Linked DNA regions of Homo sapiens: regions 2, 3, 4, 5 and 6 are each linked to region 1. The links are chromatin loops, found by intact Hi-C in ENCODE. Cell type or tissue: OCI-LY7. All regions are shown on one strand.

Region 1 (5,000 bases):
GGAGGCAGAGGTTGCAGTGAGCTGAGATTGCGCCACTGCACTCCAGCCTGGGTGACAGAGTGAGACTCTGTCTCTCAAAAAAAAAAGAATAATTAAATTTTGCCATATGCAGCAACAGGGAAAACCCTGGAGGATATTACACTGAGTGAAATAAGCCAATCTTAGAAGGGGAAATGCTGCACGGCCTCATTTATATGAGGTATCTAATTTTTTTTTTTCGAGACAGAGTTTTGCTCTTGTCACCCAGGTTGGAGTGCAATGGCGCGATCTCAGCTCATTGCAACCTCCACCTCCCGGGTTCAAGCGATTCTCCTGCCTCAGCCTCCTGAGTAGCTGGTATTACAAGTGCCTGCCACCACACCTGGCTAATTTTTGTATTTTTAGTAGAGACACAGTTTCACCATGTTGGCCAAGCTGGTCTCGAACTCCTGACCTCAGGTGATCCGCCTGCCTCGACCTCCCAAAGTGCTGGGATTACAGGCATGAGCCACCACGTCCGGCCTATAGGAGGTGTCTAATATACTCAACCGAGCAGAAATGGAGTAGAATGCTGGTTGCCAGGGGTAGGGAGAGAAGGAAATGGGGAGTCACTGCTCAAGGGCTATGAAGCTTTAGGTTTGCAAAATGAACAAGTTCTAGAGATGTGCTGTACAACACTGTGCTTACAGCTGACAACACTGTATTATGTACTTAAAATTTTATTCAGAGGGTATATCACACATTAAACGTTCTTATTAACATGAAAAAGGGATAGAAAATACCATGAAACCACTTACAGAAAGCAAGTATGGCAATCCTCTGTCCTTTGTCTTGGGAGAAAGTTTTGGCCAAGAGACAATTTAGGCAAAAAAGAGAATTTACTGAAGAAAAACAGAGAGCAAATAGTTTATTTAGAGAGACAGTGTACTCTGGAAGATAAGGCAGAGCGGGCTGCTGATAGAGAATGAGCCAGCGGCCCGAGAAATGTGCACTGAGTTTTTATGATATTGCACTTTTTCTTGGAGTTCCCACCTCTGTTTTAAGTCTCCACCTTTTTTTCTTTCTCTAGTTTTTCTGCTTCAGCCTTAAGTCCCTGCCTTTTCCCCACATAGTTTCCAGCCCAGGCTGTGGGACCCTCCCTTAACACACACATGGGCCCAGTGTTTGATAGGAATTCTACCTAATGGCTGCATTGCTCATTACTGCCACCCCAGGAAGGTTGTATGGTGGTCAAATCTATACTTACTGTACCTGCATCTCTCTTAGAAATTTCTCCTTTGCTCTCACCCCTATTATCAGCATGCAGCTAGCTACATTCTGACAGGTTAACTTCAGAGTGAGTGAATACTGGGTGTCTTAAGGGGCTTTGTTCTGGCATAGGTATTTACCCTAATCTCTGTTCGTATCTAGCATGTGTGCTTTGGGTGGTCTCTGGGGTGTGAGATTTTCCAGAACTCCCTTTTCTCAGGGGCTGCCCCTCCTGCTTCTGTCTAGCTATCTGCCTACTCTAAAGTTAGTATTAGTATGAAAGCTTTTATGAAAAACATTTTTTTCCAAGAAAAGGGAGGCATTTTATACTGGTGAAATAAGGTGTTCAATGACAACACATAACAACTGTAAATTGTATGCACCTAATAAAATAGCTTTAAAGTATTTGAAGCAAAACTGTCTCTTTTAGCAGAATTAAAAAGAGAAATAATCAATCCATAATCATATACACAGATATTAATACAACTCTCTTATTAACTGAGTGAATGACATGGAGAAAAAAGAGTATACATACAAATACGTGAAAACCATGATTAACAAAATCAATCCAGTGACACCAGGAACCCAAGCCTGAAGGGTAGTTGCTTGAGTATGCATTCATGGATGAACGCATCCAATGAATCATCACAGGAACAAACAATTGAGGCCTTCGTTTATGTATTTCTAACTGATGTTAAGTTTTTCCTTCCTATTCTGTGAGTAGAGGTGGATCCCTGTGGAAGGAGCTGCCCGGGTCTTTGCTCCAGAAGCTGTCTGCATTCTCCCCTCACTGTAGCCTCGTCACATTAGGCCATTGTTATATTTCCCATATGTCCTTCTTCTAGTAATCCAGGAGCCCTCAATGAAAAGGCTGTTTATTAATACCAGTAGCTCAGGACAGAGCAGGGGCATGGCTCATGGATGGTTTGGACCAGGCCCTTAGATGACTGCACTCACATGATTCCCACTGAGACTGCAGTCTGGCCAGTGAGCAGCAGGGGCACTGTGGGTCTGTCTCACGGTCTGCACAGTGGCTATTCATAGCTGTGCCAACCCCTAAACTCCCCAGGGCTGGGCAGTGGAGCCTGCACTCACTGAAGCCGACTCAGCTGCTGCATCTTCTCTGGGTGTGGTTCCAGCACCCACTTCCTCCCAGGTCCTGCCAGACTCTCTCATCCACCAGTCCCCAGGTCTTGAATAAATGCATAGAGTGGGGTGGGGGCAGGCAGTGGGTGGGACACATTTGCATCCATAACCCTTCCTCTGTGAGGCCAGTGGAGGGGATAAGAGAGGCCTAGGGCAGCCACTCCAGCTCTGGACCTCGGGAGGGCTGTGTCCACCATGGCCGGGGCCCCTGCTCCTCCCTGCTGCTCCCCTCTCACTTATCAGGTAGGGACAGGCCTCAGATTCCTGGGAAAGCCTCCCAGTCTGAGTTCTTGCCCCGTGTTCCACTCTCACATTTCATCCCTGCTTACTCACCCATGAGCATTTGTGTTTGCAGGTTCCCCCCACCTCGGCCTGTTCTGACTCAGCCACCCTCCCTCTCTGCATCTCTGGGAAATTCTGAGGCTCACATTTACCCTGAGCTGTGGCTTCACTGCTGGTGGCTAGCACATATCCTGCTACCAGTAGCATCTAGGGAGTGCTCTCTAGTATCTCCTGAGAGATGATATATCTCCAGTGGGATAGATATCTCAAGAGTGGGCTCCTGATAAAAGGATAAAGTTCAACCCTATTTACTCATTTTCACACTCTTCTTTGCCCTTTTTCCCTGAGATAATGCAGCAGAAAGACCCTTGCCAGATTTCAGCATCTGCTTGTGGACTTCTAAGGTCACAGAAATCTCAACCAAATAAACTTTTAGTCTCAGTAAGTTACCCAATATATGGTATTCTATTGTATCAGAAGAAAATGGAGAAAATGGACTAGGACAGCACGTGTAGAACAGTCTGCTAATCTGACTCAAGTAAGCACCATGGCTCCAGGGTCCCCGGTCACTTTTCTAAATCTAAAGATGCCTCAGCCAATGCAGTAATTCTGCACATCTCTGGGCTGCAGCCAGAGGATGAGGCTACTACATATCTCAGCAGCCATGGCACTTCCACAGTGCTCCAGAACCCCAGGGAAGTGAGACTAGGACCTCCCCTGTGTTCTCTCTGCCTGGTGCAATCACCACTGTCCTGCCTGGGACCAACTCTGGCTCAGGGATTGATTCCTGTTGTTACTTTTTCAGCCAGTGTCTAATTTTCCTAGGATATATAGATGTAAAATGTGTTTTTTTCTTAAAATGTTAATTTGATATATTTTTCATATCTTTTCCCCTTATGATGCCTACAGTGGAGTAGGTCAGTTCTTAGAGCTAAGTTTCCCTCCAGGAAGATTACAGAAGAGGAAGGAGATGAATAACCTACACGTGCTGTCCTAGTCCATTTCCCCCATTTTCTTCTGATATAATAGAATATCATATGTTGGGTAACTTACTGAGACTAAAAGTTTATTTGGTTGAGATTTCCGTGGCCTTAGAAGTCCACAAGCAGATGCTGAAATTTGGCAAGGGTCTTTCTGCTGCATTATCTCAGGGAAAAAGGGCAAAGAAGAGTGTGAAAATGAGTAAATAGGGTTGAACTTTATCCTTTTATCAGGAGCCCACTCTTGAGATATCTATCCCATTGCCAGGATAAGGGCACTAATCCATTCATGATGGTGGAACCCTCATGACCTAATCACCTCTTAAAGGTCCTGCCTCCAATTACTTTTACCATGATAATTAAATTCTACCATGAGTTTTGGAGGGGATATTCAAACCATACACATGTCCAAACTAGGGCCTAGACCTGACTTAGAGATGTGTGTGGTCTGAGAACTTCTGATCAGCTGGTTGGTCCAGCATGCCCCAACCCCAGCTCCACTGACCAGCTCCAGGAGTGAGTGAGGTCACCTTCCTCACAACTGCTCATTCCAGCCTGTCTCTGAACTGTTCACTCCTCTTGAGGTTCAGAGGATGCAGGTCTTTGTGGTTCCAGGGATGTTGGGCAAACAGTCTTTTCCACAGTGGAATATGACTGTGCTTGTGACTTCGCAGTGTGCAGAGGACACTCAGCACCTGCCTCTCCCCACCGACTTTGTCAGGCCCATGATTATCACCCTCTCCTTCATCCCAAGTTCATCTGATACGCATGCCAAGATTTCAGTGAGGCTGGGGACACATAAGGATGATGATACTAAAATGAACAAGTTCCATTTCATAATAGTGGCAGAAGATCAGAGATCTGTAGGGGAGTTGTGCCCCCACTCTGAGTATTTAGGAAGCAACTCTAGGGACATCTTGCTCTGCTTCTCCCTTCTCTGCACAGGTGAAAGAAGGAGCCTGTGCAGACAATCGTTCATTAGAAGCTCCTGCCTTCTTCCTCTTTTCCACCCCCCAGGACTGGATGGGGCCTTTGTAATGGCTTCAAATTATAGTGAGAGTCAAACAAGACAATTGGTCAATGACTCCAACATCCCTCTCAGGGCTGCCTGACATGAGACAGGATGGATTGCATCTGATACACCCCCACCCTTCTTTCTTATCGGTATATTAGGTTTTTCTTATTGATGTGAACACACTCTACATTATACAAAATAAGTTATATTTATATTTCAAACCTGTGATGGTGATTTTTAAATTATAGTAAAAATATACATATAAAATTTACCATCTTAATCATTTTAGGTGTACAGATCATAAGTATTAACTATATTCACATTGCTGTGCAACAGATCTGCAGAAATTA
Region 2 (5,000 bases), 51 kb before region 1:
ATTTTTGCTTTTCTAGTAATTCAGAAATCCTCAGTGGAAAGGCTGTTTATTAATATGAGTTATCTCCAGACAGGGCAAAGGTGTGGTCTATGGATGCTGTGGATTAGCAATGACCAGGCTCTCAGGTGACTCCACTCATGTGATTTTCACAGAAAGACTGCTGTCTGGCCAGTGAGCAGCACAGGGCACTGTGAGTCACACTCAGTGTCTGCACAGTGAAAACCCAAAACTTGCCACCCCCCCCAAACTCCCCAGGGCTGGGTAGATGGAGTCTGCACTCACTGACACAGATTTAGCAGCTAGATATGGTCCCAGCACCCCCACCTTCTTCCAAGTCCTGTGTGCCAGACACCCCGACAACAGCTCCCAGATACTGATAAATCCATCGGGAGAGTTGGGGGTAGGCAGTGGGAGCAACACACTTGCATCCATAACCCCTCCTTTGTGAGGCCACTGAAGGGGATAAGAGAGGCCTGGAGAAGCCATTCCAGCTCTGGACCTCAGGAGGGCTGTGTCCACTGTGACCTGGGCACCTATTCTCCTGTGATATTCTATCATTTCTCAGGTAGGGACAGGTCTCACGTCCTGGGGAAGCCCCCTAGCCTGAGTTCTTGCCCTGTGTTTCACTCTCACCCTTTGTCCTGATTCCTCACCCACGATCATCTTTGCTTGCAGGTTCCCTCTCTCAGCCTTTGCTTATTCAGCTGCCCTCCCTCTCTGCACATCTGAGAAATGCTATAAGACTTCCCTGTACCCCAAGTAGTGGCTGCATTGTTGGAGGCTGTCACATATTCTTGTACCAGCAGAAGTCACGGAGCCTTCCCCAGTATCTCCTGAGATACTACTCAGACTCAAGTAAGCACCAGGACTCTGGGGTCCCCAGTCACTTCTGTGAATCCAAAGATCCCTCGGGCAATGTGCAGGGATTCTGCACATTTCTGAGCAGCCTGAGATCAAGTCCGACTATTACTATTTTACATATCACAGCAACAGTGGCACTTTCACTGTGCTCCAGACTTACGGGGAAGTGAGATTAGAACCTCCCCTGCATTCTCTCTGCCTTGTGCAGGCAACAATACACTGTCTGGGACCGAGTGTGGCTCATCAGTAGCAGCTTTGTTGTTTGTATTTTTCATTCTTCAGTACAGGGTGGGACCTTTCTACTGGCCTCCATTAATAGTGAGAGTCAAACAAGACAGTCTGTGGGTGACTCCAAAGTCTAACTCAGGGTTTCCTTATGTTAGTTAGCTTGGACTACTCTTGGCTCCTCCCCAGAGATCTCAACTTCTCTGGAATTCTCCAGGTGCCACAAGCACTGATTTCAGTCTTGGCCTTGCACCTCCCCTGAGCAGCTTCTGACTCTCCTCTCATTACATCTCCATTTATGGCCTGTCACCCACTCAATGTGTTAAAAGGTAAAGCATTTTGCAAAGTACTTATCCTGAACTTTAGCCCCAAATCCACCCAGCTTCCCTAGCCCAGGCCAGCTCTGCTTCTTATGAGGCTGATGAGAGGTACAAGGGCTGCGACCCTTGCTGAGTCCATTCCTGAAAATGCCCCCAATAAAGCCTGATTAGTGCCAATGCCACAGGACATTGTTCTGTTTCCTTTGCAGGTGGTGCCCAGTGAGGAAAGTTCTTCCTCCTGAATATGAATATTTTGGAGCATGAAACAGCTGAGCTGATCTGGGGAGGGGAGGCAACCCCTTGTGATGGTGGTCAGATTGCTTGGTTGGGATTGTCACAGACCATGTGATAATGGGATTATATTGCATATCACAGATGCCCTGGACCCTCAAGTGTGCTGGGGAACTCTGGTTAAAGAATAGAAGTGATCCCTTTGTTCATATTCACTATGCTGGATGCCCTTTTGAGATCCCTGCAGGACGCTAACCCTCTGACTGCAGCAGCCTTGCCCTTTGATCTGAAGCTTTTATCATACATTGTCCTGCTCAGGGGATTTGGGTGGGGCGTTACTCCTATATATCATCACAAGAAAGGGATTCTCTGGAGACTAAATGCAAACTGGAATATCCCCTGGAGGCTGTCCCCCTGATTGGGAAATATGAAGAGACTAGGGGTGCTCAGTGTTTAAAATAAAACTTCAGAGAGTAGAGTCTGAGTGTAAACCCTTCAATTCCATTTAATCTCTACAAATGTATATAATGTCAAAACATAGTTATGTCATATATTTACACATGTGCACACAAATCTATTAATACATGTTCATAAGTTCACACATATGCTTTATGTTATACATATATGCATTTATACATCAACTGATGTTATTATAATCATAGTTTTACAGACTCAATTTTCCTTTGGGTTTTTCCACATTTCCCCACTTTCTTTAACACTTATTTCTTGAAAATTTTGGTGGCTGCTTACTGAGATTTTACTAAAAAAGAGCTTCAGAATTTCATTTAGAGTAGATCTTGTGGCAAATTCTATTTTTTTGATCTGAAAAAATGGTATTTTTTCTCTTTTTTATTTTTAAAACTTATCTTGAAGCATAATATGTAAAGTGAAATTTGCAGATCTTAATTGTAAATTTCAGTGTGCTTTTTATGAACACATATACTCATGTGCCCCATGCGTACTCACAACATTTCCATTGCTGCAGAATTAAAACATTTTGTTCTAGTCAATGAAATTATTCCATTACAGAATAGATATGTGTACCACATAGAATGTGTACCTGAGACACACTTCCCCTGGGGACTCCTTATAAAGTGCGGTGAATTGTGTGTCTTTTTTCCCATTGAGGAGGCCAGTGTGGAAAACTAAAGACTGAGATGATGTAGAAAACTGCCCTGAGAGGGAACCTCACTCTGCCCTGAGGTAGGGAGCCAGCACTGGTCAAGGCCCCGGTGGAGGATGGCAACTCTGTTGGGTCCACCTGGCCTCTGGTCACAGGCACGATGGACCTGGGCCTGGGCAGCAGGGGGCGCTGTGGGGCTGGCACTTAGAGTCTGTGGGGCTCTTAGCTGGGAAATGATACCTGGCCCTGGCCTCTGCCTAGGGCTCACTGGGGCCAGCAGCTGGGTCCTCTCTGGGCCCTTTGGGAGCCTCAGTCCAGGTACATCCCAGGCCTACTCTTCCCAGAAATGACCCAGCCACTGGGACTGCACACGGGCCCAGGGAGGGGCACGCTTGGGCAGGGGAAGAGGAGCACATTTGCATGAAAGGCCCATCTCTCTCCTCTAAGGCTAGAGGGTGAACACGAGAGACCTGCCGCGTGGCTTCCTCTGCAGAGATCCGGGGAGTCTGCACCATGGCCTTGACCCCACTCCTCCTCCTCATTGTCCTCCTTCACTGCACAGTCCAGGACAGCACAAAGCATCCTGATCCCCCAGCTCACTGACACCACCTCCCAACTCATGCCAGAACTGTCCTTCCCTGTTCTGCTTTATTCAGTGTATAATGGCTGTCTGTGTTTTCGGGATCCCTCTGGCAGCCCGTGCCGACTCAGTCGACCTCTGCATCTGCCTCCCTGGGAGCCCTGGCCAAGCTCGCCCACACTCAGCAGTCAGCATAGCAGCTATGCCATTGAATGCTTTCGGCAGCAGCCAGGGAAGGCCCATCAGTACCTGATGCAGCTTAAGAGTGATGGAAGCCACACCAAGGGGGCTGGGATTCCCAGTCACTAGTTCTCAGTCTCCAGGACTGGAGCTGACCACTATAGTGTCATTTCTACAATCCCGTCTGAGGATGGAGCTGACTATATCTGTGGTACAGATTGTAGCATTGGTGTGCCGTTTGGGTAAAGCACAGATAAATGGGGAAATGAGACAAAAACTGTTTTTCTACTCTGCTACCAAGGTTGAAAAATGGCTCTCAGAACCAGTGTCTGCTGACCTGCATACTCAAATATGTTATGTGTGTGTGTGTGTGAATGCGTGTGTGTGTGTACTTTAATTTTACGAGTAGAGAGCCAGATATTTTCTGATTCCTGCTTCAAGTTCCCTTGGAAACAGCTTTTTAGGCCAGGCCTCTAGGGAGTGCACTCTGATCTGTAACTATTGCGCAAATATTACAACAGAGCCTGTCTCCTCCTGCTGGTCTGGTGTATTGTGGCTATATAGGGGGGTGCAAAGAAATTCTCCTTTTCATATTCAGACACTGGGACTCAGCTGCATACCTCAGTCCTGTCTTATTGAGATCATTTAAATGATCAATCTTAGAAGAAAACTTCTGACTTAAATAAATTTTAGAAGTCTATCAACATGCTAGAAAGCATATTCCAGATAAATAAAAATAGAATAAAGATTTATAGAGATTGAGATGAAAAGCTTTAAACCCTTTGGGGGTTTCTGAAGGTATTCTCAGGTGTTCAGTGCCTGGGATTTGGGAGTAAGGGATAAGGAGGAGAACTTATTTCCAACACACTGAAGATGACAACAGATAAGCAGAAAGTTACCAAAGAAGGAGGAATAGAAATAGCCATGAATATCATCCTGGTAACCCTGATCTGGAATGAAGGATTTCATTTATTTACTTATTTATTTATTTATTTTCAAAATAAGTACATCTCATGGAGTCCTTGGCAAAAGCTGAAGGAAGTATTGCTTCAGGAAATATCTGTCCAGTAATTAGGAAACTACTAATGTGATTGAGCAGAGACTTCATTAACTTCACATGCAAAGAATACAGACTTGCAGAACCCTCCTGGAAAACCATGAAACAATACATCATCAACAATAACAACTATAGCAAAAACAGCAACAACATCAACCAAAACGCTTTACAAAAAAGTTCTAATTTCCAGAACTGTCACATTATATTATTTAAAATTTCCATTTGTCAAAGCAAAATAATGAGGTAGGTTCAAGACACAGGAACATATTGCCATATATAACGGAAAATAACAAAGAAAAAAACATTAAAAAAACAAAAAAATTAAAAGTTGACAAAAACTATTTTCAAAGAGGCAGAAACACTGGTCTTATTTGACCAATACTTCAACTCCATTATTTCTCCATTTGCTCAAAGAAATTTTAA
Region 3 (5,000 bases), 81 kb before region 1:
CAGAAGTAGCAGAAACAGGGTGGAGAGGAACAAAAGTTATAAAGAGAAAAAGGAAACTTACACTAAAATTGTAAGCTTAAATCCAACCATGTGAATAATTTCATTAAATGTAAATGAACTAAGCACATATATTAAACACAGAGTTTGTCACACTGAGAAAAATAAAAAACAAGAGACAAGCATGCGATTCTATAATAAACTCTAAATAGAAGTATATACACAAAAGTAAAATGATAACACAAATAAACACCTAGTTAAAATGGCATAAAGCATTACTTCAATGTTAATTGCATCATTCTGATTTTCTAAATTGCATATTGTGTTGTAAGATGCCACTTTTGAGGAAAACTGGTTGAAGTGTAACTAAACCTTTATTACATATTTTTTCACCTTAATGTGTATCTATAATTATGTTTACAGAAAACATTAAATGAAAGTAAAAGGATGGAAAAGTTTTATCATGTAATCCTGAATTAATAACACAAACATATAGTGTGGATATTTCTTTGCGTTTCTTTTTTGTTGTTGTCGTTGTTTTTTGAAAAAGTCTCATTCTGTTGCCCAGACTGGAGTGCAGTGGCACAATCTCGGTTCACTGCAACCTCTGCCTCCCAGATTCAAGTGATTCTCCTGCCTCAGCCTCCTGAGTAGCCGGGATACAGGCGCCCGCCACCACACCCAGCTAATTTTTGTATTTTTAGTAGAGATGGGGTTTTGCCATGTGGGCGAGGTTGGTCTCGAACTTCTGACCTCAGGTGATGTGTTCACCTCGGCCTCCCAAAGAGCTGGAATTACAGGCATAAGCCACAACGCCTGGCCTTTTTTTGTTTTGTTTTGTTTTTGAGACAGTGTCTCACTCTGTTGCCCAGGCTGGAGTGCAGTGGTGCAATCATGGCTCACTGCAGCCTCAAACTCCCAGGCTCAAGCAATCCTCCCACCTCAGCTTCACAAGTAGCTAAGCCTACGGGCACGCACCACCATGCCTGGCTAATTTTGCTTATTTTTTGTAGAGACAAGATCTCACTATGTTGCCCAGGCTGGTCTGTAACTACTGGGCTCAACTGATCCTCCTGCTTTGGCCTCCCAAATTGCTGGAATTACAGGCATAAGCCACCACACCTGGCCCAGTATGGATAATTCATGGGTAAAAAATGTAATACTTGAAAAACAAATTAGATGTTTTCTTATTATTTCCACATAGCAGAGTACTAACTGTAGGACATTGGGATGTACTTTTGAATAAGAAATGAAGGTTTAAAAAAAGATAAAATAAAACAAAATAAGTGCCTAAAACTGACTGGTGAGGGGTTTACCCAATGCATGAGCAGTAGAAAGAATTTAATTTTTTGCATCCAGGATACTAAAAAGTGGAAAGATAGATTTCTTTTTTTTCCTGTTTTACTTCTTTTGGGTTGCTCTATTTGATCTAATTAAAAAGCCTATTACTCCTATGCTATGCTGATGGAAGAGAAGTCTTCTCTAACTTAGTCCCAGTGAGATTGCCTCCTCTGGGCCAACAATGCTCATCTAGAACTTGGAATTTCGATAAATCCATTCTGAGGTGATGAGCAGCAGCAGCACCAGAAAAGTTGATCCAGGCCATCTAGGACCCTCCAGGGAAGGGCTCAGGCCTGTCAAAGAGGCCTGATAGAAACTGGGGCCTGCAGTCAGTCAGGGACATTGAAGCTCTCCTGACACGGTCCCACCAGCTGGGAAAACACTCGGGGTCTCCCTCGGGTTTGATCAGATGGCAAGTTCCCCATTCCCTGATTGGCCCAAAGCTTTGACCTGTTGGACCCGGGGCCTATCAAAGGCCAGGTGTCCTCTCCCCATTGGAAACCTCCCTAGGCTCAACTCTTCTCTTCTCATTCTCCTGCTGGCCTGGGAGCATCCAGGCCAAGGGGTGAGGTGGGGACAGCCCTACATTAAGTTTTTATTTCAAGGTAGAAAATCTGTCCCCTTGATTGTTTGGGAAACTATAAAAAGACTAGGGCAGCTCAGGGTCTAAAATACAGCTTCAGGGAGTACAGAGTTAGAGTGCAGAAACTTCAATTCCATTTACTCTCTAGCAATTTACCTAATATCAAAACATACAGTTATGTTATGTTTACAAATATGCACGCACCTCTATTAATATGTGTTCATAAGTACATACACATGCACCATTACGTTTACACATACATGCATGTAACACCAACTGATGTAAAAATCATTGTTTTATGTACTCAGTTTTCCTTTGAGTTTACCCTCTTTTCTCTACTTTTTAAAATATTTATTTCTAATTTGGGGAGCTACTAACTGAGATTATTTTTCATCTCACTGAAAAACAGTTTTAGAATTTCCTGTAGAGCAGTTCTGCTGGTGGCAAATTCCATCGGGTTTTGTCTGAAAAGTAGCCATTTTCTCCTATTTTTTCTGTTTATTATATAGAAAGATAACTTATATAAAGTAAAATTCACAGGTCTTAATTATACAGTTTGATGGTTTTTACAAATGCAGATGCTCATGTAGCCAACAGTCCGATCCATTCTCACAACATCTCCATTACTGCAGAATGGAGACATTCTGTTCCAGTCAATGTAAATTATCCCATTACACCTACCAAATAGAACGTGTATGAGAGACACCTTTCTCCTGAGGACTTTTGCAAAGTGGGGTGGATCATGTGTCCCGCTCCCACTGAAAAGGGCTAAATGGAAAACTAAAGTCTGAAATAAAATAGGAGGCTGCCCTGACGAGGGGTCCCACTTTGCCCTTGGACAGAGAACAGGCCGTGGTCAAGGCCCTGGTCCGGGCAGAAGCCTCTGTCAGGACCCACTGGCATCTGGTCACAGACACGATGGACCTGGGCCTAGGCAGAAGGGGGTGCTGTTGGTCTGCTGCTGAGGGCTCTGTGGGTTTCTCAGCTGGGAAACCAAACACTTGAACTTGGTCTCCACGCAGGGTTCACTGGGGCCAGCAGCTGGGCTCTCTCTGCACCCTTGGAGAGCCTCAGGCCAGGCCCAGCCCAGGTAACCCCTCCCAGAAATGTCACCCCACCACTGGGACTGACACTCAGGCACACGGAGTGATTTGGTTGGGCAGAGGAAGAGGAGCACATTTGCATGAAGGGCCCCTCTCTCTCCTCTGGGACTACAGGGTGGGTAAGAAATACCTGCAACTGTCAGCCTCAGCAGAGCTCTGGGGAGTCTGCACCATGGCTTGGACCCCACTCCTCTTCCTCACCCTCCTCCTCCACTGCACAGGTCAGGATGGCCCTCAGCACCCTGACCTCCAGCTCACTGATACCACCTCCCAAACTTATGCCAGGAATGTCCTTCCCTCTTTTCTTGACTCCAGCCGGTAATGGGTGTCTGTGTTTTCAGGGTCTCTCTCCCAGCTTGTGCTGACTCAATCGCCCTCTGCCTCTGCCTCCCTGGGAGCCTCGGTCAAGCTCACCTGCACTCTGAGCAGTGGGCACAGCAGCTACGCCATCGCATGGCATCAGCAGCAGCCAGAGAAGGGCCCTCGGTACTTGATGAAGCTTAACAGTGATGGCAGCCACAGCAAGGGGGACGGGATCCCTGATCGCTTCTCAGGCTCCAGCTCTGGGGCTGAGCGCTACCTCACCATCTCCAGCCTCCAGTCTGAGGATGAGGCTGACTATTACTGTCAGACCTGGGGCACTGGCATTCACACAGTGACACAGGCAGATGAGGAAGTGGGACAGAAACCTCAGCCTGCTCAGGGTCTTGTTATATGACAAGTTTTAAATTTTCAAATATGTTTTATATGTACACACTCCACTTGGAAGCACCGTCTGGTTTAAAATGTTTCTACTCTCAATTTCTCATTCAAGTTTTCTGAAGTCTCAGGAAAACTAAAAACAGAAACAAAAATATCATGATGACTATGAAATATTACCTAATTTTCCAAATATGCTGAATTCAGTGCCTGTGGAGCTAACCATTTTCTCTTGACAGAAGAAAAATGAGCCTTAGAAATTGTTTCCAAATCCTGAAAGAGTCATCATTCCATGTACTCAGGACAGATTTAGAGAGTGCTGACCCTGCCCTTTGAAAGATGTTATTTGCCTCTTAGTGCCCAAATAAGGAAGGATAATTAGGAATCAGAAGCCTACCTAGGGCTCCCCTCTCTCCTCTCAAAATTGCACTTGGTGTCATATTGCCCTAGAATTTATGCCTGGTGCTGGCAAATATTTTTAAATTTATTTTTTAATCTTTTCCTTTTCTGCAATCAAATTTCTTGAGGGGCTGAGAAGAAGAAATAGGCCCAGAGAGAAGCAAGGCAGTCTGGGTGCAGGCTCTAGACAGCCCAGGGAGAAGAAAGAGGGAGCAGCTCCCTGTGTCCTGGAGGGAGCCCTGTCCCCATTGGGCTTCCTGCTCTGATGTCCCCTAGTGGAGGCTCCTCAGGGAGTCCAGCCTCCCAGAACTGCCCTATAAACCTCACAGTGAGCTAAGCAAGTATATCCAGGAAGGAGGGTCTGTGGAGATGTGAGACTAAGGTGTGTTATGGCCTAAACACTGCCCATCTCCATCCTTCTTGGGGATGACAAAGTGAACAGTGGAGGAGACAGGATACATGGGTGCATCTGGACCTCAAGCAGTAGGCTGTTCTGTGGTCTGTCCCTAAATCTTGTGCTGGAGACCCCATACGAGAGCCACTCCCTGACCCTGGGCTGGAGCCCTCTACCCCCTGCTCACAAGACCAGCAGCTGTTTCCTTATAGGCCCCCAGGGAGCCACAGAACAGCATCAACCAAGACCATCCTCTTCATGTGTCAGCTTTTCAGGGAGGGATCGAAGTCATGGCCCAGGAAAGGGCTTGGACAGCCCAGGGGAGGAGGCTGGTTGGTATGAAGGATGCCCTCCTCACCCTGAGCTGCTGGAGGGAGTACAAGGGACTTGGAGAGCCCAGGCTCAGTTGATGATCCTCAGGATGTAGAGCTATGTATGGGTCTCCACTGTGGTCTCTCCCCCGCCTTCTCCTTCACTGCACAGG
Region 4 (5,000 bases), 190 kb after region 1:
ACCACCACCAGCAACCACAGTGAGGCAAGCCAGTGGGCCGCAGGCTCTAGCATCCAGCAGCCAGGCATGGAGCAGCTCTCGCTGATGGCCGGCTCCTACCACTCTGACCATGCTGCTGTCTGTCTCCATGGCCATCTTCTTTCACTACAAAGGAATAAAACTAGGTATCAATAAGAAAAGTAATTTTGGAAACAATACAATCACATGGAAGTTAAACACTACCCTCCTGAATAAATGACTAGCAGGTCAATGAAGATACTAAGACAGAAATTCAAAAATTTCATGAAACAAAGGGTAATGAAAACACAGTATACCAAAACTTGTTACGCAGAAAGCCATACAAAGGCAGAGATTTACAGCTACAAGTGCCTACCATCCAAACAAAAGAAAAACTTCAAATAAACAATACATCTTAAAGAACTAGTAAAGAACAAACTAAACCGAAAATAAGAAAATAAATAAGATCGTAGCAGAAACAAAATTGAAATAAAAAACACACAAGATTAAACGAAAAGTTGGTTTTCTGGAAAGCTAAACAAAATTGACAAACTTTTAACCAGGCTAAGAAAAGAGACAAGATTCAAATAAATAAAATCAACAGATTAAAAAAAGGAGACATTACAACTAATACTTCAGAAATTCAAAGGATCATAACTGGCTATTATATGCCAATAAATTGGAAAGCCTAGTAGAAATTGGCAAATTCCTAGATGCATACAACCTACTTAGGTTAAACAATGAAAACATCCAAGACCAGAACAGATTGGTAACAAGTAATGAGATTGAAGCCATCAGAAAAAGTCTCCCAGTAAAGAAAAGCCCAGGAACTGATGTCTTCACTGCTGATGGCTTCACACCAAACAATTTAAAGACCTAGTACGAATCCTGCTCAAACTATTTTGAAAAACAGGAGGGAATACTTCCAAACTTATTCTATGAGACCATTATTACTGTGATAACAAAATCAGACAAAAGCATCAAAGAAGGAAACTACAGGCCAGGATCTCTAATATTGATGCAAAAATCCTCAACAAAATACCAGTGAATCAAATTCAGTAATACATTAAAGAGATAATTCATCATGATCAAGTGGGATGTATCCCTGGGATGCAAGGGTCACTCAACATACAATGTGATACATCATATCAACCAAATAAACGACAAAAACAGTATGATCACGTCAACTGAAACCGAAAAAGCATTTGATGAAATTCAACATCCCTTCATGCTATAAATCCTCAAAGAAACGGGCACAGAAGAAACATACCGCAACATAATAAAAACTACAGGAAAGACACCCACAGCTAGAATCATATGGAATGGGGAAAAACGGAAAGCTTTTCCTCTAAGATCTGGAACATGATAAGGATGCCCCCTGTCACCACTGTTGTTTAACATAGTACCAGAAATCCTAGCTAAAGCAATCAGTACAGCCCCTGATATGGCCCCCAACCCACCCTGCCCCCTACCACCAGCAGTGTCGCCCCCCCGCAACAGCACACCCAACATACCCAAGCCGCCCCGCCTCCCCGCACCATGGGCATTACAGCACCCCATAGCGCCCTCAACCCGAAACCGCCACCCACCCCCCCACCGCCCACAGCCGCACAGTGCAGCCCCGGATAGCACACTTAGCCCACCTCACTGTTGCCAGCAATACAGTCTGGGATAGTGCCCCCAACCGGCTCCCCGCCAAAGGCAGTGCAGCCCCGGTTTGGGCTCCCAAACCATCCCCCCGTGCAGGCAGCACAGCCCCAGATAGCACACCCAACCAGCCACCCAAGACGGGCAGTGACGCCTGAGATAGGGCTCCCAACCGGTCCCAGGCCACCCGCAGTGCAGCCTGGATAGCGCGCTTACCCCAACGCCTTTCTACGCTCTGGCTGGCTGCAGTGTCCATCGCTGCCACCAACCACAAACAGGGCTGCAAACAGGAAGGATTTTATTCACCGTCGATGCGGCCCCGAGGTGTCCCAAAGCGAGGCAGTGCCCCCAAGGTCTGTGCAGAGCAGAACGCAGCTCCGCCCTCGCGGTGCCACCGGCCCGCCCGCCCGGGTCTGTGCTGAGGAGAACATTGCTCTGCCTTCGCTGTATCTCCGAAGTCTGTGCAAAGGAGAACTCAGCTCCGCCCTCGCAAAGGCACACAGCGCCGGCGTGGCGGAGAGGCGGACAGCGGCGGAGAGGCGGACAGCGGCGGAGAGGCGGACAGCGGCGGCGCGGCGGAGAGGCGGACAGCGGCGGAGAGGCGCACAGCGGCGGCGCAGGCGCGGAGAGGCGCACAGCGGCGGCGCAGGCGCGGAGAGGGGCACAGCGGCGGCGCAGGCGCGGAGAGGCGCACAGCGCGGCACAGCGAGGCGCCGGCCCAGACTCCACTCCCCAGCTGTGAAAGGGTAAGAACTGAGGGTGGCTGAGACTCGGGGTTGTTCAGGGCGGGGTGGGCTCTGGACCCAGCAGGCCCGGCACCCAGGTCAGGGCTCCAGGGGAGGCCAGGTGGGCGAAGGCCAAGAAGGGGCCGGGGCTGGTCAGGAAGGGCTCCTGGTAACCAGAGCACTTTGCGTGAGCCAGCGTGGGAGGAAGGTGGGCTGGATGAGCTAGGGAGGCGCCGGGAGGGGCCTTGGCAGAGGCGACCCCCTCCGTCAGCCCCCAGGCCACTGAACCCTGGGTAGCGAGAACCGACAGGGGAGGCTGCATACAGAGGAGTGGAGGCTCCCCGGCTTTGGGGGCTCTGAGTAGAAGCATCTAGGGGGTCCCTCAAGAGGCCCCCAAACGCCTCCCCATGGTGAGAAAAGAAAGCGCAGAGAGGGGCACGGCTGTGATTTCTTTTATTGCCCCAAATGTACTTCATCTTGGTAGATTTCTATTGGCTTTAAAAATGTGTGTGTTTTGCTGTTGGGGAGTGGGGTGTTATACGGATGTCAGATTTTGCTGGTTGACTGTTCAGATCTTTTGTAAATCCTTGCTCCTTTTCTGCCTAGTTTCACTCTGTCACTTACATTAGAGTGCGGTGGCACGAACATGACTCACTGCAGCCTTGACTTCCTAGGGTCAAGTACTTCCCCTGGCTTAACCTCCTGAGTAGCTGGTACTATAGGTGTGTGCCGCCACACCTGGCTAAATTTAAAATTTTTTGGAGAGATGAGGCCTTGCTATGTTGCCCAGGCTCGAACTCCTGGCCTCGAGCTATCCTTTGTCTTTGCCTCCCAGAGTTCTGGGATTACAGGCATGAGCCACTGTGCCCGGCCTCTGCCTAGTTTTAACAGTTGCTAAGAGGAGGATGTTGAAGTAGATGTCTTCTTGGTGGGTTAATCCTTTTGTCATTAAGCAGTTGTTATGGTCACTTCCTTTTCACCCCATTGGTGAAGGAGGGGTCCCTGCCCTAAAGTGTAGGAGATGGCTGAACACGACACCTGGCGTGGATGGATGAGATTGACAGCAGTGTTTTAGTCACATATACCCACAGCTCAGAGGAGGACACTGCATGCCACACAGGGTCAGATGGGCACCGCACTCTGTAGCGGAGTGAGGGCTGTGGGCTGAGGAAGCAGGCAGGCTTGATAGTAACAAGAGCACACAATGACCAATGGTTCCCGAGGGGGAATGCAGTTGGCTTGTTTGAATAAATTCATGGGCTGGCAGACAGGTGAAGTGAAGCTTCTTAGGCTGAGGTGCAACTGTTTGGCTGATAAAAGAACTAGCCAGGTGGGGAGCCTTTCCTGTTGGGTGGCAGGGTAGGGGGTGTCTGGTAGAAACAGGAAAACCCACGGCTAGGCCTTTGGGGCCCTGTGAGGCTCAAAGATGTCAAGGCAGCATAGGAAATTTTAGATCTTAAAATTCAGCGAAGACCCTCTCCAGCTCTGGTAAATTATTTTGCTTGAAGTCTACTTCATGAGATATTAATATATTCACTCCTGCTTCCTTAAAAAATTAATGATTTCACAGGATATCTTTCTCCATTCTTTTACTTTCAACCTACTTAGGTCCTTAAGTGAGTTTGAAGTTTCTTATGAACAGTATTTAGTTGGGCCATGTGTTTATTATAGGCTCTCCATCAATCTGTCTTTTGGTTTATTTAGACCATTTACATTTAAGGTGCTTATAGTTACATAATTGCTTATGTCTGATGTTTTTATTATTTGCTTTTTCGTTTCCTTTTTCTTTCCCTCCATCTTGATCTATTTCTGTATAATGTTGTTGCTCGTATCTCTTTGTATAGTCTTAAAGTGTTTGCTCTGGATGTTACAATATGTGTATTGTAATACAGTAGTCTACTGGTACCAGTATTTACCACTTCAAAGTGTGGAAACCTGCCTTGCATTTATGTCTCTTTACCTTTTCCACTTGTATAAATCACTGGCTTGAGTATTAGGTGGTGGTATAGTTTTTGTTTCAGTCGTCAAATGTGATTTTAAGAACTGTGGATTGTCTCGCGTATGTATCCACATTTCTGGTCTTTCCTTTGTCCCTCCTCCTATAGTCCCATATTCATCCCTTCTGCATAAGAACTTTCTGTAGCCATTTTTTTGTTTTGATTTTTTTGTTTTAATTTTTTGTATTGTGGAAATGACAGAACATATTTCTGTAGCCACTTTTTAGCATTTCTAAATTGACCAGTGACAAATTCCTATATTCTCTTCCTCTGAGAATGTCTTTATTTCTCTCTTCATTTCTGAAGGGTAGTTTCATGGGATATAGAATTTGCAGCGAACAGTTTTTTTGTTTGGTTGGTTTTTTTGTTTGGTTGTTTTTTTTTTAAACACTTGAAAATGTTGTGCCACTTCCTTCTGGCCTCCATGGCATTTGAGTTGGCGTGTCCCTACAGGCATTCTGCCATTTTTGGTCTTTGTTTTTAGTTTTGAAAGTTTAATTGGTGTTGCTTTCTTTTGGTATACTTTGAGGTTTGCTCAGCTTCTTGAATCTGTAAGTTTATATCTTTCACCAAATGTGGGAAGCCTCAGGAATTAGTTATTTGCATGCTTTCACAGCTCTGGTCTCCTATGGGA
Region 5 (5,000 bases), 140 kb before region 1:
CAGAAGCCCTGAGCACTCCACAACACCCCACCACATGGCTTCCTTTACTCCCATCTAGAAACATACTCGAACACTCCCTTCTTACTCCCGCCCTCTCTTCTAATCCTCTGCTTTCATCCCCACCAAATCAGGAAATGCTACTGCCAAGTACATGAGGGACCTCTTAGTCCCCAAACCCATCCCATGTGACACGATTCCCTGCCTTCTAGGAGGGAGGGTTTGGAGGGGTGGGTGGAAATTTTAAGAGGCTGAAGAAAAGACAGGGAAGGAAAAAAGAATGAAGGGGAAAGGAAATGGGCAAGAGCAGGAAGGCCACGGGTGGTCCTAGCTTGTGGTGGGGGCAGCTCGGGCTAAAGCACAGCAGGGGTCCTGGAGCCGAGACTCACTAGGAAGGCCGTGCAGTGGGACTAGGGTCGCCGCCGGAGCCTGGCCACGCAGCTTCCTTACTGGGAATAAGTGGCTTCATTTCTGAAGGGAGAAAGCCCCATGAGCTGCCCCCATTCTCCATTCCCAGATGCAAAGGCCCCCAGGGAGGAGCCGCCCTGCAGGGGAGGAGAGGGTATCTGGGAAGAGACAGAGTGTGATCGCATTTGCTGAGGGTGCTGTACTGCAACGCCAGGTGCCTCAGCTCTGTCTCACTGACCAGCTCTTGAGCCACGGGTGAGAGCTGGGGGTACAGGAGCACGGGGGCGACCCATAGAACAACAGTCTGAAGGGCACCAAGTGAGACCAGCAGTCATGGCCACTGTGAGGGCACCATGGCCGGGGCAAGCATGGGGCATGGGGTGTGCACAGGGAGCAGCTGCCACCTGCTTCTCTGCAGGGCTCCCAGGGTTGGCTGGAGGCAGGAGGCATCCTGGATGAGGCAGGAGATGAGCAGAGCGAGGCCTGCAAAAGGAGCTCAGTGCTGAGGTCGGGAATCAACCAGCATCAACCCAAGGTCCCTGAGAAGTCACGCTGGGCACAAGATGCTGAACACCAAGCTGCCCCAAGACAATCCCATTCTGAAACCTGCATCCACCCAGACAATTTGGCCCCTCCTATGTTCACTCATACCGTTGAGGCCTCAGCAAGCGGAGGAACAACTGACCACCTTTAATAGAGCCTATGCAGTTAAAAGTATCTGTGGAGTTTCAGAATAAAGGGAGGGGAGAGGTGTTTTTAAACCGGTACAGTTTACTCCCTCCTTTGGCCCCAGGAGTGATGTGACTGACTGCTGGTGTCAGTTTGGGGCTGGTGTCAGAAAGGCCAAAAGTGAGGAACAAAGTGAGCCTCACACTCACCTCAAAGCAGATGTTCTCCCCCTCCTTGTCGCAGTCCAGCCACAGCACGATGTAGTCGCAGCCTCTGCCCTCCACCTGCCACACAGCACAGGTTCACACGTACCTGCTGCAGACCCGGTCTGTGCCACCCGCCCCCAGTGCTCCCATCCAGGACAGGGCTTGGTCCCAGGCCCTGAACCTCAGTTAGGAGGACTGGTACCTGGGCTGGGTAAGGAGCTGGCTGTGTTGAGGCTGGCTCAGCCAACAGAAAAGAATTGAGTTTATAATTGATGTTTTTTGGACCAAAAAAAAAAGTATAAATGCAACATGATCTTATACCCCAAAACTGCCCAGAAGAAGGGTTAAAATGAAATAACCCTAAATGATAACAGCAGTCGTCTTGGGTAATATGATTATGCATAATTTTTCTGTCTTTCTACTTATCTGCACTTTCTAATTTTCCATAATCTGTATGCATTTGTTTTAAAATTAAGGAGAAAAACCCCCCGACCAAACAAGCTATTTTAAAAGCAGAAGGCCTGCTCTCCAGGACTGAGGGTTGGCAATGGCAACTGCCTTGTGTGTTGGGGGTGCCTGCAGGTGCCTCGTGGGCCAGCAGGGGGCACTCACAGAAAAAGCTAGCAAAGGCCCCCCTGTCCAAGGGGGATTAGGACTCAAGCAAGGGTGGGCAAAGACATGGCAGCTGTGGAGGGTGGGGAGCCCCGGTGTGCTCATGCCCAGGCCAGCCCCACGCACCTGCAGGAACTTCACCATGTTCAGCTTGGGGTTAGCTTCTTTCTTCTCCGTGGGAGCTTGGCTGAACAGTTCTGCGGGGTCCACTTTGTCCCATTTGTTGTATTTTCCTACAAACCAGTCACAGTGACATTGAGTCACAGGAGCTCAGCCTCCGAGACCATCATAACCCCAGGAGGATGTTGGCCTCATCCCACAAATGAGGAGGGGAAAGCTTGGAGAACAATTTGCCCAGGGTCATCCTGATGATCAGAGGCAGAGCCAGGATGTGGGTTCAGGCCTTTGGTAACCCCCTCCCATCCAGCCTCCTTTCTGCTCGGCTGCTGAGCGGACCCACCACACCCCGGCCAACCACAGGAGCCAAGCAAGCTCTCGGGGGGCTGCCACTCTGGCCTCACTTCCGGGACTTTCCCTGTGGCTGGGAGCACCATTCCTGGGCTGGGTCTCTTTGCCTGAGCACTGGACCCCACAATGGTGCCTTCATTGACACTTCCAACCTGAGTTTCTGGAACTTTGTCCTTCCACCCAGCACTCTGTGGGGGCACACATGTGTGCAGTCGTTCCTGTTAAAGGACCATCTTTTTGAGCCTCATGCCCAGCACATTCACCTACTCATCTACAGAGACCCGGTTCTTGCATGCTCAGCTGTCTGGCTTTCTTTTAGGCCCCATTTCTTTTTTTTTCTGAGACAGGGGTCTCGCTCTATCACCCAGGATGAAGTACAGTGATACGATCACGGCTAACTGCAGTCTCGACCTCCCAGCCTCAGTCCATCTTCCCACCTCAGCCTCCCAAGACTACAGGTGCGCACCACCATGCCAGCTGATTTAAAAAGAATTTTGTTTTTTTTTTTTTTTGTAGAGACAGGGGTCTCACTATGTTGTCCAGACTAGTCTTGAACTCCTGGGCTCAAGCGATCCTCCCCAGGCCCCATTTCTTGCATCCTGGGAGAATGGGGTCAGACAGAGCCAAATTCAAATCCCGGCTCCCCACCTGCCAGTTGGAGATAAAACTTGGGGTCCAAATGCTCAGCCACACAACTCAGTCACCATCATTGTCATCACTGTCATCAATGAGCAGCAAGAACAAGGGCTGAGGCTTTGCTGTGTGTCGGGCCCTGTGCTGAGTGCTTTGCCCTCACTGTCACACTGAATCCTTAGCCTTGGGAAGCAGATGGCATTGCTGTGAGACCCATTTCACTATGAGAAGTGTAAACTCAGAGGCCGTCATTGCCCACATCCCCAGCCAGTGAGCCGGCAGAGCAGGGGGAAAAGCCTGGATCAGACTCTTGCCAACCACATGGCCCCAAACCTACACCCAGCAGGTCACTAATACTGGCGCTTCCAAGGTAATTGATAACAGTAACAATATAGGAATGACAACGACAGCCACCAAATGACCGACAGATGACGGTCAACTTGGCAACAGCAGCAGCCTTCTCTTAAATGCCTGCACAGGTCAAGCCCTTCCTAAGATAGGTGCTGCCACTTTGTCTACATAGGAAGGCACACAGGGAATGCAGCGACTAAGGGGTGCCGCTATGATGGGGACCCAGGGCTGAGTTCCAGAGCCTGGGTTCTGGGCACCGCACCAGGGACCCTCTCATTGCTACTTCATGATCTGCTGGCCTTATGACTCATGGAGTTGGGACAAACTTCCCTGCCTAGAGGCATCTCCTGGCTTCAACTGGACCCTGGCCAGTGCCATGCAGAACTCCCTTCAGTAGGATGGAGGGTAGAGGGGCTTACCCAGGAAATCCAGGGTCATCACGTGACCACAGACAGACGTCATCTTGAAGCGCACTGGCTGGCCAGCAAAGGTCCCAGTGTACTCGTGGACTGAGCAGGCCCCGTTCAGCCCTTTGTGTGAGGACAGGCTCCCTGGGGATGAGGAAGCACAAAGTGACTGGCTGCTTCAGCTGAGCTGAAGACCCTGTGGAGACCCCAGCCCGGATGCCACCTCCCAGAGGGCCAGAGTCCTCCTTCCCCAGAGTGGTGAGTGACGACATTCCGCAGACTGGTGCGGGTAGTTGGGCACTGAGAGGTGGGACGGCGCTCAGGGAAAACAGCATCTGCCAACAACCTAGCACAGAGCACTCTCGATGCAGAGCCCCAGGCTGCCGGGAGCCAGGAGCAGGCAGGGGTGGGCTCTTTCTCTGTATTTATGTTTTCACTCTTCAATTCCATTTTTGCCTCACTTCATTGAAACGTTATTCATCGTTTACTAAAACAGACTCCAGATCTACTCTCGGTTACCAGGGACCTTCTAATTATCGAATTCTCACCCTCTCCACTGACCATACTCAGCTGTACTTTCTCAGCTTCTGGGCACCGGGCACCACTTTTGGGGCACCGTCCCCTGCGGACCATGCCTTCTCAGCTGAACGAGGGTCTCTTCCCCTCTCAACTGCTGGACCAAGGGGAGGCCAGGTAGGTGCCTGTCATTTCTGGGTACCCAGCATCTAAAACTCTTCCTATTTGGAGGGAATTCAAAGATAGGGGGAAACAGCACCCTACCAACCACCCCAGTGGCCAGAGTTGGGGGTGAGTGGCAGACATTCCCTCTCGAGCTCCCTGGTGTCTCAGTAGTGCCTGTGGCCATAGCTCAGTCCATTGGCTACTCTGGAGTGACGTGAGGTCCACAGGACAGTGGGAGTATCCAGGGGTGACAATGCCTGGGGCATAGCCTCATCAGACCTTGACTGGGGTGTAGTCCTGGCTGCGTCTCCTTCCTTCCAGGGCTGGTTTCTACTACCTGTACCTAATAGCCCCACCAGGCCCAGCATATGGATAATGACTGTCCTTCAATTTCATTGTAAATTGTGCCTTGTGCCTTATGGGAACCCCAGCTTTGGCACATTGCCAGGAGTGGAAGCAAATGCACCCCACTGTGACATACTGAGATGCTTCATTACCACCTGCCGACCCGAACCAAATCTACCCCAGCCAGGGTGGAATCACATTAGGAAAAAATGTCCTGTAACAC
Region 6 (5,000 bases), 57 kb after region 1:
TGCAATCTGTGTAAGTGAGGGGCAGAAGGGAAGAGGGGCACAGAGGGAGAGGTTGAACCCAAGGGCAGGTCCTGGCAGTCTGGGCACAGGCTCTGATCAGCCAGGGGGAAGGAAGAGGGAGCAGCTCCTGGTGCCCTGGAGGGAGGGGATGCCCTGTCCCTGCTGGGCCTCCCACTTCGTTGTACCCAGGGAATGCTTTTCAGAGAGGCAGAGCTCTTAGCAGAGTCCCGTAAACCATACAGTGAGTTGGGCAGGTGAGTCCAGGGGTAGGGGCTGTGTGGAGACCTGAGACCAGGTGTGGCCTGGCATGGACACTGCCCAGCTCCATTCTTTTAGGGAGGACAAAGTGGACAGAGGAAGAGACAGGAGACATGGGTGTGTCTGAGCTTTGGGCAGCAGGGGATGCTGTGGCCTAGCCCTGAGGGCTGTGCTGTGGATCCCAGCTGGGAGCCACCCCCTGGTCCTGGCCTGGAGCCCTCTGTCCCCTGCTCACTGGGACTAGCAGCTGTGTCCTCACAGGTCCCTGAGTACCCACAGAATAGCCACACCCAGGTCCACACTCTCCCGGGGTTAGCTTTCCAGGCAGAGGTCAAGAGTCAGAACCCAAGGTGGGGTTTAGACAGCCCAGGAGAGGAGGCTGGTTTGCAAGTCCCTCCTAACCCCCTTCGCCCTGAACTGCTGGAAGGATAGGAGAGACTTGAAGAATCCAGGCCCACCTGAGGGTCCTCAGGACACAGCTGTGTGGCGGGTCCCCACCATGGCCTGGGCTCGTGGCCTCTTTCCTTTTCTCCTTCACTGCTCAGCTGGCTGGGGCCAGGCGTCAGGGCTGAGGATGAAGGGACCAGGATTGCTGTGTGTGTCCCTGTCCACTAACCTGTGTCTCTTACTCTTTGTCTGTCATGATATTCAGGGTCCTGGGCCTGTTCTGTGCTGACTCAGCCAACTGCAGTGTCCAGGTCTGTGGGACAGATGACCCCAGCACCTGCACTGGGAGCAGCACCAATGATGGGAGTATGCACGTGTTTTGGTACCAGCAGTCTCCAGGCTGTGGTGCCTCAGAAACCCTCCTAGTCAACAACACCCTGCCCAGCAGGAGCGGGCCATGCTCTGATTGCCCATCTGGGGTAGTGTCAGTGGGGCTCAGTGAGCAGCTGAGCTTTCACCCCAATATCCTCAACCAGGCGAGCATGGCAGGGCTAGTTTGAGCTGGTTTATCCTCCCATCCACCTATGCCTGATTTTGGCAGGGCCCAGTCAGGAACTGAATTTCAGCCCCCATCCCCAGCAATGAGTTGAATGAAATGGTACAAGGCAGAGCACACCAGCCCTCAGTATTCCCTCCCTGAACCCAGACTCTGGTGGTTATGGGGGCCAGGGAGGACCAGAGCTTTGTCTCCCACCTGGCAATGAGAATACTGGTTGGGGATGGAAGTCAGTGTCGTTGGCACACCTGCTGTCCCCCTCCCTGCCCTGGTGTCAGTGAGTCCTCTTTTTCTCATGAAAGTGTCAGCAGCACTGGAGTACTGAGAGCCAGCGTTCTGCCTTTGCTTTGGCAGTGGGAAGCTGAACCTACAAACCTGTGTCCTTCAACAACTCAACAAGAAGATCACCTGATAAAAGGGAGATTAGTGGTGCCTAGAGGCTCAAAATACAGTATTTAAGGTGTCTAGCATTCAGTTCATGAAATCATTGTCACATCAAGAATTAGGACATTCAGAACCCAAATGAAAGAAGACAGTGACACGCATGGACACTGAAGCAAACTCAGATGCTAAAATCATATGACGGATTTTTAAAGCAACAACCACAAAATCCCTTCAATGAATAATTAAAAACACTCTTGAAACAAATGGAAAAGAAGAAAATCTCAGAAAAGAGAAGTTATAAAATCAAACCAACTGGAAATTAAAGAACCTAATAAACTAGAGCACATTTAAAAAGAAAGTTAAGGCAGGACTCAAGAACTGGTTACATTTGAGATTCAGTCACTGGGTGAGGTGTTCCACACGACATAAAAATACAGTAAAAATAAGTAGGTAAACACATGAAAATCAATGATTCTGGTTTGACTTGGGAAACATTAAAGTGGAAAATATAAAGAATAAAATAGCATTTATTTATTGAAAGAAAGAACTACCTTTAGCTTTTTATCGTTTCCCCATTAATACTCTCTTGAAGATGTTCCCAGGGGACACTGTGAGTCTTCTCAGAGGTGAGAAAAGCCTGAAATAAACTCCCACGAATCTCATTTAATGGGTCCTGGGGCCCATGCTCACTGGTCTGAGTTAGAGGTGATAGCAGGTGCTTCCTCTCAAGTGGTGAAATTAGACCTCACAGCAGCCCAGCCCCCCTGACAGTAGAGCTGCTCTCTCAGCTGAAAACAACAGAAGCAGATGGTGTTGGTGATGGTTTTGGTAAAGTGCTTATTAATGTGTGAACCAAATATATGCCCTTCATCTAGGGAGCTGCATAGGAGATAAAAGAACCATCTCAGGGTCCAGCAGCATCTTAGAGCTCTGCAGATTTTTGGAAAGTTTACATCATGCCCTGGATGCTTCTCCTCCACTTCCCCATCCTGTTCAGTCTTTGCCCAGGTTCATGGAGATTTCAAAGACCAGCCCATGGAGAGAGCCCTCTGTTCTTCCCCATTCCTGTCGTGTCTGTTTCGGTTTCAGTATCCAGTTCTTAGGGTGTGGTGACTGAGGAGCCCTCACTGACTCTTTCCTGAGGAGGGACAGTCACTCTCACCTGTGGCTCCAGCACCAGAGTGGTCACCAACAATTTCTATCCACACTGGATGCAACAGAAGTCTGGCCAACTTTTTGAGACATTGATTTATGATGCAAGCAACAAACATTCCTGAATGACCACCTGATTCTCAGACCTTCCTGGGAGCAAAGCTGCCCTGAGCCTCTGGGGGACCCAATCCATAGGCTAGACTGAGTACTACTCAAGCTACACGACAGTGGGGGTTACTGCAGTGAAAGATCCAGATGGGGAGCCAAGACGTAACCCTGCCTCTGACAGCCTGGGGAGAAAATGATCACGTGATATCAGGATCACATGACCAGAAACCTGAGCTCTCAAGGCGGTCTAAATGTTGCCTATCCTTAAAGAAAAAGGTAAACAGAAGGGTCTACATCAATATTTATTCCTGTTTGTGTCCAAAAGTTGAGGAAATCCATCAATGAGGAGGAACTGTTCCAGAAAAGCGGATTCCTAATATTTTGTAATCCAAAAGGAATAGTATTGCCTACATCAGATCCAAGGAATAAATTTAAATATATTTTTTTGCAGGAGGAATAATCTTCAACGATGTACTTTGCCAGCTAAGAACGAAAGGAAGAAACGTTCTTTGGTATATTAATAACATTTTTTATTAGGTTGTAATTAAGGTGTATTGCACAATTTAAAACATATTAAAATGATTTTTTGTAAGAAATTCTTTTTTCTATATGTTATGTGTTGTATTGGACTCTAAAGAATATATGTTAAAGCCCTACACCCCAGTATTCAAGCACATAAAATCATTTGAAAATCGGATCATTGAAGATATAATAGTTAAGATGAGGTCATTCTGGAGTAGGGAGGTCTCTTTATCAGTGTTCCTGGGTCCTTGTAGGAAGTCAACCATGAGAAGACAGAGAGGCACAGGGAGAAAGTCATGTTAATATGGAGGCATGGAGTGAAGTTACTCAGCTACAATACAAGGAACACCAAAGATTACTAGCAAAGAGGAAGAGCTGCCAGGAAGAATCCCAGGAAGGTTTTCTCTACAGGTGTCAGAGGGAACATGGCCCCGCCCTATGGATTTGGATTTCTAGCTTCCAGAACTGTGAAACAATAAATGCCTTTCATTTTAAATCACATGTGTAGGGTTATTTTTATGGCAGCTCAAGGAAATTATTACACCAAACAGTCATTGTAACTATTTCTGAGTTTGCATGCATTCTCTCATCTTGTTTCTCAGTTTTTTCAACAAATGTGACCATGTCTGTCTTCGTATTTCTTCCTTGTATAACTGGCATTGAAGGTTGACGTAAGTTATTCTCGCTGTCACAAAAATTATATAAACATGTAAATAAGGCTTAATTTTATTTTGTTCGTAGGTACAAATGCAAAACTAATTCCAATTGTTTTGTAAGAAATTTTTGTAAATATTTTTCTCATGTAAATTAGAAGGGTCTCTTGAGTTACTGAAACACTTCTGGCCATTTCTGTGATCTTGTGGTGTCAGGATGAGATGGCTACCATGTTCAATGAAAGCTTCAAATACATTATTATTTTTTCTAGGTTTTTAAAATTTAATACAGTCTAATTAAATAGTAACAGCAGTAACTAAATGCACTGAAAAACAGACAGGTGCCTGCCTATATCTGGAATAAAATTACATCAAACTAGTCTCCATGGTAAAAAAAAAAAAAAAGACAACTGCTGATATCCATGGTTAGACAAGTCAAGGACAACTTGGAATTTCTAAAGCCATTTTTCTAAAAATCAACAGCAACAGGGACACAACTACTTCAAGGGGTAAAATATCTATATCTACATTGTTTTTTATTAACGAAGATTGAGTTGCACCTAAACAGCATGGCATTCTTATCTTTAGCCTTAAAGGAAAAGTGAAAGTATTTTCCATTTGCACCAGTTTGAAATATTTCTGAAATAAGGATTACTTCAAATGAATTATTACATTACTTATACACATAAGAGGGTCTCACATATAGTGAAAAGGCAAACCCAGGATTTTAACGTCAACCTTTTAAAGTTGATTTGATTGCATAAAATGAGAGAGAAATTCTCACACGCATAATCTGTTTAACAAAACTCCTCGGTGAATCAGGATGCAAAATATAAAATGTTCTAAGGAGACTCTGATGAGCAGGCATATAAAATTGAAGTGAAACCCATGTCAGCTTCGTTCCTCCCACTTCTTTGGTGCTTCTATGAGGAGCTCTTTCTCTACTGCAAGAGCCTGGACTTTTGACCTAATGGAGAAGA

What was found. Hi-C counts contacts between places; a loop is a spot of excess contacts. Peaks named below come from ENCODE experiments on the same cell type or tissue, not always from the same donor. Only the 100,000 strongest peaks of a DNase experiment are listed, where the experiment ranks them.
Region 2: it touches region 1 in a loop (4-fold over the local background); 5 of 110 quality-filtered maps call a loop at or near these places.
Region 3: a loop joins it to region 1, with 2.8 times the contacts of the local background. A loop is called at or near these places in 4 of 110 quality-filtered maps.
Region 4: a loop joins it to region 1, with 13 times the contacts of the local background. A loop is called at or near these places in 2 of 110 quality-filtered maps.
Region 5: it touches region 1 in a loop (21-fold over the local background); 3 of 110 quality-filtered maps call a loop at or near these places.
Region 6: it touches region 1 in a loop (3-fold over the local background); 9 of 110 quality-filtered maps call a loop at or near these places.

What each region holds. Positions count from the first base shown.
Region 1 is chr22:22,108,846-22,113,845 of GRCh38, forward strand. It overlaps IGL. Among named protein-coding and RNA genes, the nearest start is that of TOP3B, 130 kb to the left of the region's middle. RefSeq lists an enhancer at 2,418-2,497 and a silencer at 2,818-2,887. In OCI-LY7, CTCF peaks have their summits at 1,183, 1,384 and 2,215; DNase peaks (open chromatin) are centred at 1,206, 2,296 and 2,766; H3K4me3 peaks cover 1,129 bases; H3K27ac peaks cover 1,913 bases.
Region 2 is chr22:22,057,804-22,062,803 of GRCh38, forward strand. It overlaps IGL, the pseudogene IGLVIV-66-1 and the pseudogene IGLVV-66. Among named protein-coding and RNA genes, the nearest start is that of TOP3B, 78 kb to the left of the region's middle. RefSeq lists an enhancer at 1-721. In OCI-LY7, CTCF peaks have their summits at 2,934 (motif pointing right), 3,144 and 4,051 (motif pointing left); DNase peaks (open chromatin) are centred at 1,028, 2,958 and 4,048; H3K4me3 peaks cover 926 bases; H3K27ac peaks cover 2,642 bases.
Region 3 is chr22:22,027,798-22,032,797 of GRCh38, forward strand. It overlaps the pseudogene PRAMENP, IGL and IGLV4-69. Among named protein-coding and RNA genes, the nearest start is that of TOP3B, 48 kb to the left of the region's middle. RefSeq lists enhancers at 853-922, 1,571-1,700, 2,400-3,180, 2,558-2,817, 3,181-3,960 and 2 more and a silencer at 3,608-3,727. In OCI-LY7, CTCF peaks have their summits at 2,847 (motif pointing right) and 3,046; DNase peaks (open chromatin) are centred at 3,014, 3,634, 4,734 and 4,964; H3K4me3 peaks cover 3,728 bases; H3K27ac peaks cover 4,927 bases.
Region 4 is chr22:22,295,822-22,300,821 of GRCh38, forward strand. It overlaps LOC105372952 (a long non-coding RNA gene), which reads right to left and starts at 2,331. Exons shown (of 3, transcript XR_938055.3): 1 at 1,861-2,331; 2 at 1-144. It also overlaps IGL and the pseudogene BMS1P20. RefSeq lists a silencer at 2,124-2,423. In OCI-LY7, CTCF peaks have their summits at 1,781 and 2,783; DNase peaks (open chromatin) are centred at 1,850, 2,300, 2,773 and 3,636; H3K4me3 peaks cover 3,472 bases; H3K27ac peaks cover 1,879 bases.
Region 5 is chr22:21,970,594-21,975,593 of GRCh38, forward strand. It overlaps TOP3B (DNA topoisomerase III beta), which reads right to left. Exons shown (of 18, transcript NM_001282112.2): 3 at 3,764-3,895; 4 at 2,019-2,125; 5 at 1,284-1,358. Among named protein-coding and RNA genes, the nearest start is that of TOP3B, 9.7 kb to the right of the region's middle. In OCI-LY7, CTCF peaks have their summits at 1,880 (motif pointing right) and 2,080; a DNase peak (open chromatin) is centred at 1,858.
Region 6 is chr22:22,165,666-22,170,665 of GRCh38, forward strand. It overlaps IGL and the pseudogene SOCS2P2. Among named protein-coding and RNA genes, the nearest start is that of VPREB1, 77 kb to the right of the region's middle. RefSeq lists enhancers at 2,163-2,252, 2,403-2,462. In OCI-LY7, a CTCF peak has its summit at 389; DNase peaks (open chromatin) are centred at 416, 1,506, 2,276, 3,046 and 1 weaker place; H3K4me3 peaks cover 4,368 bases; H3K27ac peaks cover 5,000 bases.